Regions from separate parts of the Mus musculus genome. Here region 1 is linked to region 2. A link is a loop called in an ENCODE intact Hi-C map of the cell type or tissue named here. Cell type or tissue: left cerebral cortex. All regions are shown on one strand. Each heading gives the region's core, and the rest is flanking DNA. Links, peaks and the distances in the headings are about the cores only.

What was found. Hi-C counts contacts between places; a loop is a spot of excess contacts. Peaks named below come from ENCODE experiments on the same cell type or tissue, not always from the same donor. Only the 100,000 strongest peaks of a DNase experiment are listed, where the experiment ranks them.
Region 1: it touches region 2 in a loop (3-fold over the local background); 10 of 42 quality-filtered maps call a loop at or near these places.

What each region holds. Positions count from the first base shown.
Region 1 is chr17:50,407,968-50,412,967 of GRCm38, reverse strand. No RefSeq gene overlaps it. Among named protein-coding and RNA genes, the nearest start is that of Gm31015, 14 kb to the left of the region's middle. In left cerebral cortex, for the core only: no CTCF peak of the experiment used is centred there; DNase peaks (open chromatin) are centred at 2,500, 2,885, 4,218, 4,635 and 1 more place; H3K27ac peaks cover 1,616 bases.
Region 2 is chr17:50,625,166-50,633,429 of GRCm38, reverse strand. All of the region lies in intron 3 of Plcl2 (phospholipase C-like 2), which reads right to left. Among named protein-coding and RNA genes, the nearest start is that of Plcl2, 120 kb to the right of the region's middle. In left cerebral cortex, for the core only: a CTCF peak has its summit at 4,495; DNase peaks (open chromatin) are centred at 3,475 and 4,493; H3K27ac peaks cover 222 bases.

The DNA of each region.
Region 1 (5,000 bases), core at 1-5,000, 220 kb after region 2:
CTCTGCACTAAAGCAACTAAAATGCAAATGAATTTGAAAGGAGAGTGCCTGAACTGAGAATCCCACTGAAGGTAAAACAACTGCCCTCAGAATGTTTTCTCAGACACAGCACCAAGGGCGCATAGAAGCTGCTTCGGTTCTGGACCAATGGACCTCATCTCAAGCTGCCAATGGAATTTAGCAATGCAACACACATAGCGCTGGTTTTGCAAGCATGCAAGAGACAAATGTTTAAGGAAGTCAAGGAGGCTTGAGCTGAGGTTCTAGAAATCCACTGAGTCAAGCAGCATCTGTCAAGGCCAAGCTGCCAAGTTGCCATGGAGATGTCCGAGATTGACAATCCTGGAGTCATAAGACATTGGCAAAGGAAAGGTTGGGACCACCCTCAGAGATTGGTTCTGTGTGCTGCATGTGGAAGAGCTGGAGGAATACTGCTGCTGAGGATGGTGGAGGCTGGGTGATTCCATCATGAGGCTAGATATGAAGCTGCGGGGTTTGGCGTCTGCTTTGCTGGGCTTTGGTCTCAATTTGGTTCAATCTGTGGCCCATTCCTCCCTTTTAGAATGGGAGCATTTACTCTGTGCCGCTGTATATTAGAAGTGCATCACTTTTATTTGTAAACAGTAGCTCATAGCTAAGAAATTGTTTCCGGAGACACCATACACTTACATTTCTGAGCAAGAAATGGAAGTTGGAAATGATAAGGACTTACAGAAATGGGCTAAACAGGAATAGCAGGATGGCTTGCCTGAGATGGGCACTTGCCGCCACGCCTGACAATCATGGGTTTGATTCCTGAGGCCCACATCATTGAAGAAGAAAGCTAACTGCCACAAGTTATCCTCTGACCTCTGTGTGCATGCTTGGTGCCCACACACTGAATAAATATATGAACAACTTGGGAGGCAGAGGCAGGTGGATTTCTGAGGTCGAGGCCAGCCTGGTCTACAGAGTGAGTTCCAGGACAGCCAGGGCGAGACAGAGAAACCCTGTCTCAAAAAACACAACAACAACAAAAAACCAAACCAAAACATATGAACAAGCAAATTGTTAGAAATGAGAAGGGTGGCTAAATGCATTCTCCATTATGTGATGAAGCTTCATGGCTTCAGGGCCAAGAATAAAATGCTATGCTTTGAAGAGAAGTGTCTTAGTGTAATGGTGACAGGAAGCAGACTTGTGATGGCTATTCTAGATCGTCAGTTTCACAGAACGCAGAAGCACGTGAAGATATATGTGGCATGATCTTACTGATGAAAAAGCCTGCCCTGCGCATGGATGCCATCATTCTATGGGCTGGGGCATCAGGCTGAATAAAAAAGAGAGGGTGGAACTCTGGCATTCACCTCTCTCTGATTCGAGACTGTGGACACAATATGACCAGCTGCTTCATGTTCTGACTGCCATGACTTCCCCAAAGGTGGCCTGTCCTCTCAAACCCTGAAGCAGAATAAATGCTCCTGTCCTTAAGTTGCCTTTCTCAAGTGTTTCGTCACAGCGAGGAGCAAAGTAATGAATACACAGTTTCATAATTAGTTGAAAGGCAATTATGGATTATATAATTAGCTGTAAGACTCTTCTTCTTACTCGTCCAGAAATGCCCCCCATGCGTTTTGATCTGCTTCCAGATACATTCTAGAACCAGCCTCTAATTGTGTGAAAACTCCTGCTGATGTTTTCCTTGAAAGGGTCTCGTTATATAGGTCAACTTGGGAGACTTTATTACCCCACCTCCCTTGCACACACAAACACTGAGTACCTACACCATTCTGTATCCAGGTATGAGTGAAGACAGCAAGTAAAATACTCAACTTACACCCATTTTCAGCTTCCTGTCTTTCTCTCAGGTTTCTGCTTGTCGTCCTTGAGACTCTGAGTCAATTCCAGAGTCAGCTTTCTCCTCCTTTTTTTTTTAAAAAATGAGTCTTCATTTTATTGTATGTGGATGAATACTTTGCCTGCACATGTGTACCTGCACTACATGTATGCCTCGTGCCTGAAGAGCTCAGAAGAGGGCATTGCACCCCCTTGAACTAAAGTTACAGATGGTTGCATAGCAACATGTGAGTGCTGGCAATGGAACCCTGGTCCTCAGCAAGAGCAGCAAGTGCTTTTAACCACCGAGCCATCTCTCCAGGACCTCCAACTTTATTTTTTAATCTGCTTAAATATACTTACTAATTTTATTTATATCTTTATATATTCCTATAGCAAGTATATATTATTATTGCAATCAAATGAATATATTAGTTTCTTTAATCCTTTGGCATTAGCTTCAGGATCACTATTCCATGTGTCTACCTCCTTCTTTAGCAAGTACACATGCACTCAATAGACACTGGAATCAGTTACATGCCTGGCCTGAGGCACCCCATCCTCAGACTCTTTCTGAATGCAGCACTATGGCAGCCACTCCTAATTCATGGTAATAGAAAAGCCCTTGAAGGAGAGAGTGACAATTCAGTCTCCCTTCTGGATCTGTAGTCTATGAGTAATTCGGAGGCAGTCAGTCCAAGATGCTGGAGGGAACACTGCACGTGGAGCGGTACCCAGTGTGCAAGTCTGTTGCAGCCACTCTCTAACCCAGTATTATGCACATTACACACACACACACACACACACACACACACACACACACTGCACATACTATACACACTGTACATACATACACACTACACACACTGTATATACTACACACACATACACACAAACTACACACACACACACCACACATATACAAACATACCACATAAACCCACACAACACACATATCCATACTACAAACACACACACACACACACACACACACACACACACACACACACGCTCCCCCTTCCATACTCTCTTGCGATAAGTACTTCCCTCATCTTTAAGCTTCTTTCGTGAAATGAGGAAGCTGGCCAAAGTGTGGTCTGAAGTCCTTACATGTTGTAGCACTGATGTGATTCTAAATTCCACATTCCCTACACTAGCGTGGCTAATCTTAATTTCAATCTGTCTGGCTTGAGAAATGCCCGGCGAGTTAGTAATGAACAAGTAAGTCGGCCTTTGAGGGTATTTCCAGGAACGATGAGATACATCTGAGGGACTCTGACCTACTCAGCGGCTTGGCCCCTTGAGAGAACTTGGTAACTGTCTTTGGACACTGTGTCTTGCCTTAGCCTCTCCTGGATCCCTTTTTTCCTCCTTCCTGGTGACCATTGATTGAACTTCTAGTCATTGCCTCTCACTGTGGACAGACGTCTCTGAAACTATAAGCACCTAAACAAATTACTCTCTTTATTTCTGTCTGGTATTTGGTCACAGCAAAGAGAAACTGGATGTGGTGGTGCCTGCCTTTGATCCCAGCACTTGAGAGGAGGCAGAAGCAGGTAGATCTCTGTGAGTTCAAGGACAGTCTGGTTTACATAGAGAGTCCCACTTGTGTGCCAGGGCTACACAACTGAGAAAATACGATAACGCCATATCTCTAAGGCTTCCTACATAGCCAGCATGGCGATTGCTAGCATTTGGCTGGGCTTGATGTTCATATATCTGGTGGTGTTGAGGCAGAGACTTACTTGTCTGAGGATGTGTGGTTAAGCACACAGAGGGGAACCCCAATCCAAAGCTTACTACAGTGAAAGCTGTCTGTGTTCTGCTCACACCCCTGTTTGGTTCAGATACAGCTGAGTGTGTGTGTGCTGAAATTTGGTCCCCACTGTGGCAGAGGTGAGATGGGAGCTGGTGAGGTAGCTCTCTTACCCGCAGAAGGCCCTCATCTCATGGACATAGTCTTGCTAGAATGAATTCTTCTAGTGTAAGGCCAGTCCATGTGCTTGGCCGTCTCTTTAGGCCGTGATTTCCTTTTCTGTTTCTCTCTCACATTGTTATGTAGCAGTGGGGGTCGGGGTGAGAGGAACAACTTGTCACAGGCCAAACAGACTGGACCACCTGATCTTGGGATTCAGCCTCTAAGAGTGAACTAGACAAACCTCTTTACTGAGCACCCCGTGTTGGGTATCATTATAGTGATACAAAGCAGACTAACATACTACTCAGCATCCTCTGGCCTCAGTAAGCATCAGCCGTTCTCCCCTGGAGGGCTTTCTCTTGTCCTGGAAGATCCAAAACTAGAAGGAAGCCAGTGTCCCTGGCAGCGGCTCCCATCTGGTGACAGATGGGCATGAGCGTTGGAGGAGACAAGCTAGCTCCCTCACTCTTGCTTGGGGTGACTCGGAGGTGTGAGTTTCCCATTCCTGTCTTGTTTCTTCTCTTCCCCCATTGTCACTTCCAGAGACACCCCCACCACTGCCCACATCACTACAGGATTTCGTGTCCTCACATTCTCGCCTTGGGATTATTTCCCTGGATCTTAAACCACCACAGCACGGCTCCGGGCCGTGCTGTCATGAAATTGGACACTTACAAGTATGGTAGAAAACACTAAATGAAATTTTGTTTTAAGGTCCTTCTGATTTTTCTTCTACTTTGTTGTGTATAAGCCTGGTATCTTGTAGTCTATACTTAAGAGGCAAGAGTTAGGGGCTCTGGGGGTGTGCAGAGCTGTGGTGGCTTCAAAGAGACCTATGGACTCTCAGGCCACCTCTGTACACTGCCCGTTAGTGATGGATTGCTAAAGACTGTCTGTTAATACAAAGCTCTGAGATTCCGGCCCCAGGATTTCAGATCTTACAGTCCAGATAATCCAGGCACTCGTTGAGTGGAGTGTGTTACTTTGTAGTAGATAACTAACTGAGTGACAGACAGCAAGTGTATATGTGTGTGTGTGTGTGTGGTGGTGGGGTTACTAAAGGGTCTGCAGCTGGCCGGAAAATGTCCTTAACAGGGAAACTTTTATAAACCTGATTTAGTTTTAAAAATGTCTTTCTCTCTGTCTCTCTATCCCCATCTCTCTCTGTCTCTGTCTGTCTGACTCTGTCTCTCTGTCTCCTTTCCTCCCTTCTTCTCTCCCTCCTTCTCTTCATCCCTCCTCCCTCCCTCTTTCTTCTTTTCTTTTG
Region 2 (8,264 bases), core at 1,813-6,812:
ATAGGCTTAAAACTGTCTGTACCCAGCTCCAGGAGGATCCAATAATTCTGGATTCTCTGGCACCTATAACTCATTCACAATTCAATGCACACACACACACACACACACACACACACACACACACACACATACACACACACACACAATTTAAAGATAAACTTGCACAACCACACAACACACATACATATGACATAGCCTCTTTTTCGTTTTTTTTTTTAATTCCCTGGAGACAGGACTCTATGTAGCCCTTGCTATTTTGGAACCAACGGTAAACACCAGGTTGGCCTTAAACTTTTGAGATCTGTTTGGCCCTGCCTCCTGAGTGCTAGATTAAAGGTGTTTGTCACCATACCCAGCTCCTAACATGGCTGGTAATACCTGGACATAATAAAAGTTATAGGGAACTGGGGCATGAACAGATAATTGCTGTGGGGAATGTTTGCAATGGAACTCCATTCATCTTGCTATCCACATTGAGAAGCCAGGGAATTAGCTATCTTTAAAAAGCCTACATCATCAGCAAGAGTTGTGGTCATTAACCTTTTTCAAGACCACTATGATAATATGATTTTAAATAACAAATTGTTTCCAGGCTAACTTGACTGGCTTCTTCATAACACTTCACCTCTACTTCCAGAGTCTTCACAACGAAATTATAGAAAATATAAGGGGAAACCTAAAATAAAACTTTCAGAAGAGCCTAAAGAGTTCCAAGAGCCATTTCAAACAAAAAAACAAAATATACCAGGGGTGCTACTACAAATAGGTTTCTTGGAAGTATAAGAGGTAGGGTAGAATTTAAACAGTGAAAAATATCCTTTGTCTCAATCCATATTAATGGAAAGCAGAGCTCATGGGTGGAAAGGAGAAAAGCAACAGCCTGGATGAAGTGTGGAAATCTACACGGTAGAACTTAGGGTTCATCATAAACTCTTGATCACTTAGTCAGGAAGAGCTGTGATCACTGTAGGCAGGATGTCCTATGATCACTGTAGGCAGGATGTCCTATGATCACTGCAGTTAGGATGTCCTATGATCACTGTAGGCAGGATGTCCTATGATCACTGTAGGCAGGATGTCCTATGATCACTGCAGTTAGGATGTCCTATGATCACTGTAGGCAGGATGTCCTATGATCACTGTAGGCAGGATGTCCTATGATCACTGCAGTTAGGATGTCCTATGATCACTGTAAGCAGGATGTCCTATGATCACTGTAGGCAGGATGTGCCCTGATCACTGCAGTCAGGATGTCCTATGATCACTGTAGGCAGGATGTCCTATGATCACTGTAGGCAGGATGTCCTATGATCACTGCAGTTAGGATGTCCTATGATCACTGCAGTTAGGATGTCCTATGATCACTGCAGTTAGGATGTCCTATGATCACTGTAGGCAGGATGTCCTATGATCACTGTAGGCAGGATGTCCTATGATCACTGTAGGCAGGATGTCCTATGATCACTGTAGGCAGGATGTCCTATGATCACTGTAGGCAGGATGTCCTATGATCACTGTAGGCAGGATGTCCTATGATCACTGTAGGCAGGATGTCCTATGATCACTGTAGGCAGGATGTCCTATGATCACTGCAGTTAGGATGTCCTATGATCACTGTAGGCAGGATGTCCTATGATCACTGTAGGCAGGATGTGCCCTGATCACTGCAGTCAGGATGTCCTATGATCACTGTAGGCAGGATGTCCTATGATCACTATAGGCAGGATGTCCTATGATCACTGCAGTTAGGATGTCCTATGATCACTGCAGTTAGGATGTCCTATGATCACTGCAGTTAGGATGTCCTATGATCACTGCAGTCAGGATGTCCTATGATCACTGTAGGCAGGATGTCCTATGATCACTGTAGGCAGGATGTCCTATGATCACTGTAGGCAGGATGTCCTATGATCACTGCAGTTAGGATGTCCTATGATCACTGTAGGCAGGATGTCCTATGATCACTGTAGGCAGGATGTCCTATGATCACTGCAGTTAGGATGTCCTATGATCACTGTATGCAGGATGTCCTATGATCACTATAGGCAGGATGTCCTATGATCACTGCAGTTAGGATGTCCTATGATCACTGTAGGCAGGATGTCCTATGATCACTGTAGGCAGAATGTGCCCTGATCACTGTAAGCAGGATGTCCTATGATCACTGTAGGCAGGATGTCCTATGATCACTGCAGTTAGGATGTCCTATGATCACTGTAAGCAGGATGTGCCCTGATCACTGAAGGCAGGTTGTGTTGTGATCAAAGTAAACTTTCACAATCACAGATAATCATCAGGGAAGGAGGCAATGAGAGCAATGAGGAAGTCTTGTGAGGATCTCCATCACTAGCTAGAAATTAGGCAAAGCTTAGCTCTGAAATTTGGAAAATTTAAATATTCTCTGCCAATACTGTGGCTACAATTTGTTTGAATTTGTGAAGAAGGAACTTTAAAAGATAAATGGGCCTCCAGGAACCACTGAGAAAGAGGGAGCTCAAAGACTGTAAGAGCCAGAGGTGACAGATAGTTATCAGTAAGCAGTGCTTTCCAGGTACACTCGAGCAGATGAACATATAAATGCACAGTGGTTATGATAGCATGAACAAAATGTGTGCATGCTCAGGCTGGGAAGAAAATCTCAGCATTAGACGGCAAAGCACGAAGCTGGGACTACCTACCTGAGGGGTTATTGCCTGCAATAGCTTTACAAGAGCAAGAGTCAGTTTTCTTTATGGGTCTCCTAGGAGGTTGACATACTCTCCATTGCTGTCCCCATACCCAAGAGTACTTGAGTAAAATAGGAGAGAGGAGGGGGCAGGGGAGGAAGACAAGGGGGGAAGGAAGGAGGGAGGGAGAGGGACTGGGCGACTGGGCATGGATCTGGGGAAGAGTTGGGGTGAACATAATAAAAATATATTATTTGAAATTCTCAAATAATTAATAAAAAATACTAGTTAAAAGATAAATGAGCCTCATGGTAATGCTTCAACTAGAGTCACCAAGTTAACAAGTACAAAGCAAAACCAAATTCTAAACACAGGAGTGGCCAGAAAGAGCAAGGGTATCACGCAATGTTCACTTATGGTGACGTGAGAGTCTCTGGACAGAAGCTGAGTTCATCATCCTGAGAGCTCTGCACTGACATCTGGTAATGCTGGTAATTGTGGAGAATGCAACTGCAATATCAACAGTTCTGTAATAACGCTGCATATGCAGCCCTGGAAATATCACTACATTATATAAAAATGCACAATTAAAAATACAGGGCTTTATAAGGAAAGTGAGGTTAAGGGCACAACACTGAAAAACCTAAAACCACACAAATCAACTAAATACCAACAGATGACAGCAGCACAACAGACCTTGAAAAAGCCCTGAAGCAGAAGTGGGCACTGAAGGCTACAGCTTGTGCCGTGAGCTGCTGTGAGGTACTGCAAGAAGGGCACCTGAAATCTCACAGACCAGTCAGATCACAGTAACACACATGGATGCCTAGAGGTTCAAACAGACTCACGGAACCCAGGGAACTGGCAGGGACTTAACACTCAGTTCACCCGGGAACCGTTTTCTGGTTCACCTAGTGTTACTTACAGACAAAACTGCACATAAGGAAGTGTGAAATTTTAAGTTATTTGCAAAATGTTCTTAAACGTATCAATTGGGAACAAATTTGCATTTTCAAATCAAGTACAATCCCAGCACTCAGTACAGAGGGAGAATACTTCTAAAGATTTTTTTTTCTTGCTTGCTTTAATGAAGTGCAATTTTAATCCATTTTCTGTCATATTCAACCTAAGCTTAGTGGTGGTATCACACAAGCCTGCTTCCATAATGCACTCAGTTGTTCTCACACCTTGCGGGAGATGATGTCCAGTGATAAGTCAATATGCAGTGGATTGGGAGTTGTGAGTAGCCCCTGGTCCCAGCCCAGAAAGCTAAGAATTCTCTACCTTTCCAATCTGCTCTAACCTTTTATATCATCCATGGGTGGTTTTCAGGGACTAGAAGAGACTTTCATGGCACAAAAACCTTCATCCAAGCCACGGCACGTCCCGAACCTCTTATGCACTAGATTGCAGCTTGCACAGCAATAACACTCCATTTTATATGGCTGGAATTCCAAAATATAAAAAGCCTCTCTGACCACAGTAACTATTTCTATCACTTATCACTCTAATGTACACCTAAATTCATTCGCATATTTAGAAATCTCATTTACAGATGAAACTTCAAGACAGTTTCTGAACTGACTCTCATAAACAGAAGGTAACATCAAATGCTTTTAATACACATTATAGCACAGGTTCTTTATACTGAAATAATCAACTGAATTCAGTAAAAGTGTTATAAGAATGAATAGTATCATGCAGTCAGAATTATTTTAAAAGCCAGCCAGGATTCTTGCAAGATTCTTGCCAGTTGCAGTGATAGTTTATGAAAGTGGATAGACTAACTGTTTATATTTGTAATTTTTTTTCTGAGAAGCACTTCCAGAGTTAGCCACTAGAAGTCCTTAGTAATACACATTTGCTAGGCAGGAAGGTGGAGAGAAGGAAGCTGGGATAAGGGGAAGAACATAAAGAGGAAACTTGGAGAAAAATTCATTCCTCAAAGAAAAAAACCAAAGAAAATCTCAAAGAAAATCAGTTGGGCAGGGATGGAGATGTAGACAGCAAACCCCACAAGAGTCCCAACAGTGCAGCTTGGAGATCTAAATTCGAATGCACATGGGCCACGAGCACACCCTGCTATACAGAACAGCCTAAGAGAAACAAAGAAGGGCTCAAAAGATCCAGGGCTTCTAACTGTCCCCAAATAAATAGTTATAAAATCGGTGTACTGAGATATTTATTTCACTATAAACTCCTAGATACATTTTAAATTCCTGAGTTTTAAACTTCAGTTCAGTTTTAACCAAAATATTAAAAATAAAAGTGCTTTTTAAAAAAAATGTTATTTTCAAACAGAATTTCCAAAAATGTAAAGAATTTTAGATTTGATTTTGTACTATCTCTAATTCTGCACAATATTATATTCACAAGGGAAACAAAAATGTTGAAATATGAACATTGAAACAGAACTTATATGCTGAAAAGGAACTCCATGCGATTATAAAGCTAACCCCACCCAAGCTATATAATTTCTACCAGCTCAAGAAGTGTTTCTTGTTGTGATTTTCCATATGGAGAGTACCAGGAAAGCAAATTCATGTACATATAAAATGTACCAATTCTCTTAATAGTCCATTTAACGATCAACCTGTTATGTTCAGGTGATCACTCTGGGGAATTGTATGTGTATTCTCACACATTAAACTAGTGCACTGCGGGAAGTGTCTTACAACGTCCTGACCTTACAGATGAAGGCTCAGAAACACCATCCTTTTGCTGGGCCTTTGGTCATGTCAGCCTCTTACCCTCTGCTTTTCTAAACTAACTATAGCACAGTCCAGGCAGCTTGGAACTTAGGTGCACAGTGCACTCAATATCCTCTAGAGCAGGGACAGCACGAAGGGATGTGGCTAAGTGAAGGGGTGTGGCTAAGTGAAGGGGTGTGGCTAAGTGAAGGGGTGTGGCTAAGTGAAGGGGTGTGGCTAAGTGAAGGGGTGTGGCTAAGTGAAGGGATGGGCAGTCTGGGAGCTGAGAGGAACCTTTGACAGGATCTGTGGGCCGCCATGACAGTCCTGTGGGATACAGTCTTTACTGGTTTCTGCCTTGATATGTAACCCAGGCCGGATCCTTCTGTGTCCTTCAGTCTCTGAGCTTTAAGACAGAGAACTTAGAGGTCATACTTTACTTACAGGATAGTGAGGAGAACGGCTCAAACCTGGCCTGACTCAGTCTACAAAAGGAAAGGTGAACCTGAGCTGCTTAAAGACATTTTTTTTTTCCAGAGAGCAAGTTACTTTTTGAGAGTGACAGGAACTTCACTCTTTCCTGTTTATGGGCCATCTAGAGCACTGAATGCTTGTTTAAAGTTATTGTTACTAAATTAATTACATTTCAAAAACTCCATTTCAATTAAACATAGTAGTACTGTTATCATTGCCTATTTATAGCGCGTCTTGTCTCCGAGGAGAGGAAGGTGATTAAGAAACACCTAATTAGTTATAAGTAACCGAACCAGCCTCACTGTCTTTTCATTTGTTTCTCTCAGGTCTGGAGTAACCACACATAGATGTTAGTTAAGAGAGAAAAGTAACTGGAGACTTCCTCACAATGAGAAGCAAGACTTGCAGCACAGTGTCTCACCCACGGTATCCCTGGTGCTGACAGAAGACCGCATGCAAAGGGCTGGTGCACAGCCCTTACACATAAACCCAGACACGGCTCCTGATGCTGACTGCTCAGCGCAAGTGTGGCAGCATCTTCCCCTTTGTGACAGAGCCCACAGCCCACCCAGGTGCTGGGGAGGCCAACCTTCTGTTCTAAACTCTGACCTTTACTCTGCTGCTCAGGGGTCCTCATCTCTATGCTCCAAGTACTGAAGAACGGCTGCTACTCAGGAGCTTAGGGTGATGCTAAAATGTACACAAGCATTGTAAATACACGTTGTAAGGCTTCAAGGGGTACAGAAAATTTTGAAAATTAAGAATGCCAATGAAAATGAGTAATATTTATCGAGTATTTACTATGTCTGGGCTCTTGCAGTTCTAGGAGAGGTGATTTCAAGACCATTTCGTAGATAATGAAATGGCAGAAGGAATCAAAGACATTCTTTGTCAGCACCACACCAGCAAATAACGCAAGATCCAACCACCTCTTTCCTTTCTTTATCCTTCTGTTTCTAGTCATACGTTGTATCCTTATATAAAAATATGTGTTACAATATGTGTGTGTTCACATCATCTATGTGTATAATATGTCAAACACCTACCTAGGTGGTTTGTGAACTCAGTACTGTACCTTACTAAGAGTCATCCTTTGCAAAAATACCTCCAAGGAGCCAGCTCACAATGGCAGGGGAAAAAAAGGACAACACTTTCCTCCCAAGGTAGGGGTGGGGCTGCCAGGTATTAGGAAATGGGTCAAGACTCCATTCTCCAGAAACACAGGAGTGCAGTGTGGAGTCTCACTGGGGCCTGCTGGGGGGATGGAGGTGCTACAGCTAGGGAAAGATGTTTGTTTTTGTTTTTGTTTTTAACAACTTTGCTAGTATATCTAGCCAAAGCCCATGCACACTTAAACTCTCTCTCCTCTACTCTACCCAGTCCACATGCTACAACCACTGCACACCACAACACTGACTACGAATTAGCTCATGGAATTTTCAGGGCAGCATCACTAAGCCTGGACACAGGTTAATGGACCCAGGGGTGGAAGGTCCACAGGTGTTTGTGCCTAGCTTCACCTCATAAATTCTCTGATCAACCCTCCTGATTTTGACCCCACCCTCCTGACTAGCACCTGGGGCTGAGATTCACCTCAGATGTCTTTGTGGTTCTGGTGAGACCACCTCATACCCCTCAGTGATTAGGGAGTCTACGTCTATTAAGATAGGAAGCATGTCTACTCACCATCAGAAAGGCATGTCACAGAATAAAAGGACATATTATCCCCCTTGACATAATCAGGAGCAGGGGTGGGATCCACATCGGCCCTGTGTGGGTAGGTGGGGCCTAGAACAGTTTTTCCATTGCCTAGGAGGGAATGGGTTTTCCAGGACTGGTCTCTGGCTCTAGCGCTCTCCATAAGTCTCTCCTTTGCTAGACAGCTTGCAGAGTGCGGTCAGTCAAGCTTAGACTTAGTACTCTGAGAAGAGCCCTCTTCCCTTCCTAAAGGGGGGTGAAAGGAAATGAGGTTTTTGGCCCTAGCAACTCAATCAATTCCCTTTTCTCTACCACTTCACCCCAAGAAATTCATGGTTTGGCTTTAAAAAGAGAGCATGACTTAAATTCGATTATTTGATCAGTTCATTAACTGCAACTAGAGATACCACTAAATATGTGTGAATCTACACATATTTTGGTTAAGTTTTTTTGGGCTTTTACACAAGGGACTCCTTGACAATCACTATTTTCTTGTCTCACCTATCATAAAAACAAACAAACAAACAAACAAAAAGACAAAAAACTCAAAGCACAAGTTAGTCCCCATTGTCTCTTCTGATCCATACCTCTAAGAGTCTTTGATTTCTCCAGGCAAGAAAGACTCAGCAAATGAAAACACTGTTCTCTTACTAGGTCTGCAATTAAATTATGATCTCATGGACCAAAATATCAAAATGCATTGAGTACATTAAATGAGAGAGACTTAAAATGGTAA